Regions from separate parts of the Mus musculus genome. Here region 2 is linked to region 1. Evidence: chromatin contacts called from ENCODE POLR2A ChIA-PET data. All regions are on one chromosome and are shown on one strand. Each heading gives the region's core, a stretch centred on a gene start or an enhancer-like site at or near the end of the contact. The rest is flanking DNA. Distances are from core to core; before and after follow the strand shown. Region 1 holds the start of Brd4 (bromodomain containing 4). Region 2 holds the start of Akap8l (A kinase (PRKA) anchor protein 8-like).

Evidence for each region. ChIA-PET counts read pairs that join two places held with the same protein, here RNA polymerase II (POLR2A).
Region 2: POLR2A ChIA-PET joins it to region 1 with 16 read pairs in Patski. The contact joins the promoter of Akap8l here to the promoter of Brd4 in region 1. POLR2A ChIA-PET finds 5 or more read pairs at or near these places in 3 of 5 experiments (Patski and embryonic stem cell).

What each region holds. Positions count from the first base shown.
Region 1 is chr17:32,281,859-32,285,791 of GRCm38, forward strand. Brd4 (bromodomain containing 4) reads right to left here and starts at 2,275. Exons shown (of 20, transcript NM_020508.4): 1 at 2,205-2,275.
Region 2 is chr17:32,348,446-32,352,378 of GRCm38, forward strand. Akap8l (A kinase (PRKA) anchor protein 8-like) reads right to left here and starts at 2,132. Exons shown (of 14, transcript NM_017476.2): 1 at 2,042-2,132. The coding sequence starts at 2,054.

The DNA of each region.
Region 1 (3,933 bases), core at 1,025-3,524:
ACTGCCACTCTTGCTGAGGCCTCAGGCTCTGGTCCCAGCATTCTCACGGCTCCTCACAACCTTCTATAACTCTAGTTCATGAGGACCCGAGGCCCTCTTCTGCTCTCCAGGGGAGAATGCATGTGTGCACAAATATTAATAAACATACTCTCCACTCTATAGAATCTCTAACTCTCAAGTCATTCAACAGCCTGAATTGTGTAACTTGAAAATACTGCCGCCTTCTGTATCTCTCCAAAAGTGAAAGTGTAATTTGGTACAAAGATCACAAAACTGGCTCAAAAAAGATTAACTCTGGAGACAAAGTCTAAATTCCTTTAAATAATTCAATAATTTAGTGGAAATTTTACTAAGTGGTCTAAGGTTCTCCAGCAATCCTTAGATAAAAGTTCCCTCTTGCAGCCCTCCAAATGAAACACACGGGCATTCAGAACATCCAAAATGTCCCAGTCACTTTTGTATCCTAGCTTTCATCAATAAGCAAAATCCCTTATCTTTAGCAATTTGCATGTGCAGAATGCTAACAAGATAAAAAGAGGTTTATTTCCAGTTAAGACCAACTAATACCACTTAAAAAGACTTACTTTACCTTGAGTCCTTAAATACTTTATTGGCTACCAAAGATAGGATGTACAAATCAGCAACAATATATTTTATAATTCTGGGCTTTTCCTTCTAGATTTGATCAATTCAATTCAGTCTTTGACAGTGTTACCTTTTCCAACCTTCCTAGTTGAAGCTTTGAGAAGGAAGGAGTTGGTTACCTATAAATGCCCTCTATGGAAAGATCATTCTCCATCCAAATTAAAGTGAATAAAATAATGTTCTTGTAAATTATTGTAAAGCCCATAAAACTGAGCCCCAGCTGAAGACTTCTAAACAGGGTTTGTCTGTATACCCTGGCAGTCCTGGAACTCACTTTGTAGACTAGGCTTGCCTCGAACTAAGAAATCCACCTGCCTCTGCCTCCCGAGTGCTGGGATTAAAGGCGTTCGACACCACGCCCGGCTAGCTGAAGACTTCTTGAAATTGAAAACACATTCATAATTCCTTTGCATTTTTGTGGGTGACATTCTTTTTTTTTCTTTTTTTTTTTTTTAATTTATAGCTGTCTTCATAAACCCCAGAAGAGGGCATCAGATCTCATTACAGATGGTTATGAGCCACCATGTGGTTGCTGGGATTTGAACTCAGGACCTTTGGAAGAGCAATCAGTGCTCTTAACCGCTGAGCCATCTGTCTAGCCCTGTGGGTGACATTCTTTACAACACCCAAGCTCTACCAATTCCAAGGGAAGTTGACATCTCCATTCATAAAAATTTTCCAATTTTTTATTATAGCACTGAAGAGCACATTGGCTTAGAAGTACACTGAGAGTTGGATTTTAGTAACCAGGGGCTATTAATATCACCTTTGATGATAAGTAAAGACATTCTCAAGAGGGCTGCTGCAACTGGCATCCAACATATATACACACACAGGAGATAATCTCACCAGATTTCGAAAAGCATAAACAAGTAAACAAGCAGGCTAAAAACACTTTTAAAAAAACAAACAAAAAAACCCTTGTCTTGAGTAACAGGGAGGTCAGCCAATCAGCAGAGGCACATGACTCACCCACCGGCCTGAGCAAAAGTATTCACACTGTCCACTACACTAACGTGGGATTTCCCATCTCCAACCCAGCTCGGCCTTGGGGGCTTCTTGTTTAAGTGCTATTTCCGTGTTTGTGTGTAAGGGGGGGGGGGGTCATTTTGCTGAATCACAACTCTCCAACATCCCCACCCTAAACCGACACACTCCTGCAAGTAAGAAGCCATTGCAAGGGACGGCAGCAAGCAGAGACCCATCAAAACAAAGCACCCAAAGAGTAGGCTTCCAGGTTGGGAGTGGGTGGGTCGAGAGGGACTCCTGGTCCTTCGTCACCCTTCCTGTCCCCTGGGTCCAGCCTGGAGCAGGCGTGCAATGGAAGCTCTCTCCCTGTGAACAAAATCTTCTACCTCTTTCTAGGCAGAGCTCCGGGGACAGCCGGAAAGGTGAGACTATGAAGCGGGAACTCGCTATCCCAGCACTGGCAGGAGTACCCAGCTGACGGAAGGAGAGCGCGCCGGGGCACGACGCGCAAGAGCGACCCGCCCCAAGGGGGAACTGCAACCAGAGAGAGCGGGCGGTACCCGCGGTCAGCATCCCCGGCCCGGACTTACGCGGCCCGGCGCGCACCGCAGATCCAGAGGCAGTCGCTTCCTCCTCCTCCTCCTCCTCCTCCTCCTCACTTGACAAAATGGCGGCGGCAGGAAGTGCCGGGAGCTTGGCCCGCCCCCCGCCCGCCCCCGGCCGCCCAGCGCGCCCGCGCCCCCGGTCCCGGTCCCGGTCCCGTTCCCTGCCGCCGCCCGCGCCAAGGGGGACAGCGGCGGGCGCAACTGCCCCGGTACAAAGTCCGCGAGCCCACTCGGCCGCCGCCGCCCCAACGGCGCGGGCTGCCCCGGCAGGGCGCGAGAAGCACCAGGCTCCGGGCCCACGAAACTGCGGCCTCCCCACCCCCGCGCCGATGGCGTAGGTGGTGGCGCACCAGCCCCATTACGCAATGCAGGTTACGCGGGCCGCGCCGTGGGGCCCCGGCAGCCCGCCTCGCGGCCGCGAAGGACACCGGTCCCCTCACCTGAGACGCTAGGCCGCACGCCGCCGCACGCTGTCCGGGACGCCAAGCCGGGGCCCGTCCGCCGCGCCCGCCGCGCCGCTGCGCTCACAGGCCCCGCTCGCCCGCGGGCACTGCTGGCAGCCTCCGCCGCAGCCGCCGCCACTGCTTCGGTTCCTCGGCTGCGGGAGAGCAGAACAAACAGCCCTGCCGCCGCCGCCAGCGCACTGATGTCACCACGCACGCTGCGCGCGCGGCCCCGTGTCATCGCCGCCGCCCGGCGTGCGCGTCCCGCTGGTCCTCCCAGGTCCGGAGAGCTTCGTTAGTGCCGGCGGCGGTTGTAGAGGTGAGGACAGGAGACTGGCTCCCCCGACTGGGGGGAGGAGGGCGGGAGTCCTTGGAACACGATCGAGGGTCTCTGAGGACTGTGTACCCCAGAGGGATACACAGAAGAGGGAAGATCAAGAGAAGACAAGAAGAGTCTTCAGGGCCATCCATAAGGAAACAGCTTTTCGGAGGAAGCCGACACGCAGACTCAGGGAAGGAACCTTGCAGATGAGTGGGGATCTTCACATGCAAGAACGACAAGAAAAGATTTTTTTTTTTCCCCCAGAGCTGAGGACCGAACCCAGGGCCTTGCGCTTGCTAGGCAAGCGCTCTACCACTGAGCTAAATCTCCAACCCCAAGAAAAGATTTTTAATCCAAAAATTTAAATAATCCGATGACAGACTCAAAAGAGCAGATGGTGAAGAGAGCCCTCAGACAGGTGATAGAGGAACATTAAGGCCAGAGGACTATGGCTAGTTGTGTGTCAGTGGGAACTGACAATTGCTGAAAATACAGACACGTTTCACTATATTCACTACACTCAATTTATGGAATCAACTTAAGGAAAATATTTCATGTATCATGAAATAAGAGAATGAGCCAGCGGGGATTTTTTTTTTCAGAGCAGGATCTTAAGAATTCTTACCCTTCTTGTCTCAGCCTTCCAAGTAATGAGATTACATGTGTTCACCACCACACCCAGGTCTTCTTGGCTGGCCTCTGTAGAGGAGCTGAAGATTGATCAGTACGGATCTCTAAGCCTAGAACATTCTCTTTCTTGTCCTCCAGATTAACTTTAATTCTTGAAGACGTAAGTCAGCTCCCAGCATACTCTGAACTAGGTATGTGACCATTTGAGGGGTTGCAAAACATCCCAGCCTGGAATACAGAAGATCTTTGAGATTTTTTAAGACAGCATTTCTCTGTATGGCCCTGACTGTCCTAAAACTTAAACTAGAATAGCCTTGAA
Region 2 (3,933 bases), core at 882-3,381, 66 kb after region 1:
TTCCAAGGAGAGGAACTGAGCCCAGGTCTTGGGGAAAGAGAAAACACAAATATAGAGACCGAGTCTTTGCCATCCTTCCTAAAGAGATTGTGTCCAATTAGATTTTTCCCACCCCTGGGGGTCCAGGGCCTTCTCAAGATGCTTAAATTTTAAGTACTAATGATTTAATAGCTGTCTATAAAAACCACTGGGGTGGGGAGTGCAACTGGAGAGATGGTTCAGTGGTCAAGAGTACTGCTCTTCCAGTGGGCCAGGACCCCAATCCCAGAAGCCATGGGGGTGGCTCATAATCATCTTTACCCTTAGTTTTATAGAGTTACAGGCGCTCACATGGCAGTGCACAGACACACACATTCAGGAAAAACACTCATATGAACAAAATTAAATAAACAAATTTATTAAAAAAAAAAAACACTGAAGGGTTGGAAATATGCTGCTCAATTGTGAGGACGAGAGTCAGATCCTAGAACCCATGTCAGGCGGCTCACTCACAACCCTCCGTTAACTCCAGTTTCAAGGGACCCATGTTCTCTTCTGGTCCCAAGGGGCACCTTCATACATGGCTGACACACTCACACAAACACATACATGTAGATGCAGACAGATACATGTAAATAAAGTAAAGTATGTTGTGGTGGAAGCCATACTATGCGCTTCAGGCTGCAGAGTTGCAGCCCTACCCTTTATCCACTAGATGTCAGTAGCACTGCATACCAGTCCCCCACCTCCACCCCCCCCCTGCCCATACACACATTATATAGATAAGACAAAACAGGACTCCAGATATTGCCAAATGTACCCCTGGGAGGTGTGAGGCAGGCAAAATCACCCTGGTTGAGAACCACTGGCCTAGAGGATGGTTGTTAAAAATCCCAAGGTTCTTGGCAAGCATTTGACCCAGGGGCTTAGGAGGACTGGCATAAAGCTCAGGTTCCATTGAAAGCCTTAAACATTCCAAACAGAATGTGGGTTATCCAGCAACCACTTAAGTTCAAGCCTGAAATACCTCCAGTAAAGTGGGAGGCACTGTCTGTGGCACTGACTGATAAGTTTCATTGGCAAACCCAGGGAGCCTTGGCAACTAACTCACTCAAGAATGATTCTACAGTCACTCAAGCATATTCCACACCCCTCACCATGCTCCTCACCCACCTTCCTCTTTGCTCAAATATCACTGATCTAAGTAGGTAGGCGGTTCCAGCCCAGTATGTTTTACAGCGACAGCTATCTTTACTCTTTCCTATTTTGCTTACATCTCTTCTTAAACGTCACCCTTCCCAGAGGCTTCAAAGCTCTCCGTGTAATGGCTGAATCTCTTCAGGATACCCAAGACCCAAAATAATATATTTATTGTATTTTGTCTGTCCTCGCCTATAAGATGCTTAAGAAATTCTTGTCAGCATTCAGTGTCTATTCAGCACCTGATTCGGTAAGTTGAGTGGAAAGTAGTCATTCGTCACCAGGGTTCAAGCTTGCTCTCTAAAGCTCCCTGCAACGGTTCAGAGCCTTCATATAGATTTACAGATTCTCACCGCCCCCTGGGGGAGTGAGGTAGGGGAGGTTGGCTCTCCCCCCCTCCCGCTTTATACCAGATGAAGTGGGGGGAGTGCCATGAGTAAGGGTCTGCGACGTTTTGCACAGAAACTGCTCAAGGGAGGCAATGGCGACAGCAGCCGCCCCAACGGACTGATCTCAGAAGCTCAGGCCTGAGAAGCGACGTCTTAGACGTGGGTGTCCGTGGGGCACTAGCCAGGGAATGACGAACGGAGGTGCGGGAAGCCTGAACCTAACGTTGAGGCCCAAGACCTACGGTCACAGAAGACACAAGCAAATCCTTGAGTAGCCAGGAGAGTCCAAGATGCCCGGCTGAGGTCAGTGAGAGCCGAAGCTTGAGGGATGCGACCCCGAAGGGAAGAGCCTAAGACGCCATTTTGTGACCACAGAGGGCAATGACCACGACACTACAAGAGGAGATCCTAGCATGACTCAGCCCGTCCTGACGCCCCGGCCCAGAGCGCTGCCTTCACCCTGTTGGGCCTACCTGTGTAGCTCATGGCCGCAGAGAACACCCGAGCCGTGGACACAGACCGCTACTCTGCGCGTCTGACGCCACAACAATCCCTGGGGTCCTTCCACACACGCTCCAGCCCCGCCTCCTTATCTCATTGGCTTCTGCAAACCTCGGACTTCACGCCTATTGGTTTCGCTACCTGTCTATTTTTACACCTCTTCGTGACAGTGGTTGGAGATACTGCCAACCCCCGACGACCCCGCCTTACTCTCCGCCTCCTGTTAACAAAAACCTGCGCCAATAGGCCAAGGGGAGAAGATGGAAAGGTTCGAAGGGGCGGAGCTGCATGCAACCTAGAGGTCCGAGCCCACGCGTGTGCTCGCCTGGTGTGTGCGAGCGAGACACTTGCCAGCGTGAGCAGAGACGACCGTCTTGCGCCCCGCCACTGAAATGAAGTCAAGAATGGTAAAGCCATGTTGAAAGGAGAAAATTAGTATCTAACTGCTAAACAAGGTCCTGACAAACGTTATGTGAGATAACGTTAAAACAAACGAAGAAGGCCATGTGTAGTAGCTGACTTCTGTAACCCCAGAATACCGGAGCCTGAGACAGAATGACTCGAGTTTGAGGTCAGATTATACTATATGAATTCTAAGCCACTCTGGGTTCCAGTGAGTCCCCGTTTCAAGGAGGGGTAAAGAATTAGGGCCAGTTTCACAAAGTAAATAGTAAATATTATTTTCTTATTAATCGTTACATAACAATTAATAGTGTTTGTAAGGATATAGCTTGGTGGAAAAACATTTTATCCTAGCATGTACAGAAGGCCTTATGTGAGCTCTCCAACTGCAAAATAAAGATGCTTTTGAAAATTTTATGTGTATTAGTGTTTTGCTTGCGCGTGTCTGTGTGAGGGTGTCAGATCACCTGAACTGGAGTTTCAGACAGCCCTGAGCTGCCATGAAGGTACTGGGAATTGAACCTGGGTCCTCTGGGAAAACAGCTAGTGCTCTTAACTGCTGAGCCATCTCTCCTGCCTCTCAAAAACCACTTTAAAAATAACTGTTTATGTGTATGCTATTTGTTATACAAGTAGTATATCTCAATGTATCATATATTATTGCAAATGCTTGACATAAGAACCTATGTTCAATGCTCAGCTCCACAAAACGAAAAATGTAACCCAGTACCAGCCTTGTTCTAAGCACTATGCCTGGCTCCTCCTGGCTGTGTGGAAAGTCACCATGGGAGGTATCCTTGGAAGAACCCTAAAAATAAAACAATGGATAAACTACAGCAAGCTCTGCTTCTATGATTCATGTACCTTCTTATGGTTTTGAGAAATGTTAAAGTAGGTGTTCTATTGGTATTAAGGAATGTTTATCAATTCTTTTTAGGCTTATGTATTTGTTTTGCTTGAATATATGTCTATGCAACTACATGCACCCCCAGTGCCTGAGGTGGTCAGAAGAGGGTACTGGATACCCTGGAGTTACTGTGAGCTGCCATGTGGGTGCTGGGAACCAAATCCAAGTTCTCTGTAAGAGCAGTGTGTGTTCTTTGCCATTGAGCCACCTCTCAGTTCTTGTTAGCAGTTTCTTTAGGGGTAATAACAATGGCATTCTTTAAAAGGCCTAGATCCTTCAAAGAAACATACTGAAATAGTTGATATGATAGCCAAAACTGTTCTTCACAATTTAGTTGGGGCAGGGGAGGTAGAGAAGTATAGATTAGGCTGTTGCTGTGATTAAAAGGGCTTGTTTTTACCATTTGTCCAGATACAATGTCCTGACGATAATTTCTCCCCACTTTTGCAAAAGAAAGCCAGTTGCAGTGGACCATGTGCATGTGACCCGGGAACATGCGACATAAGTCCGCTTTATGTGTACTGCCTCTTTGGAGTGCCATACTTTCTGGAATCC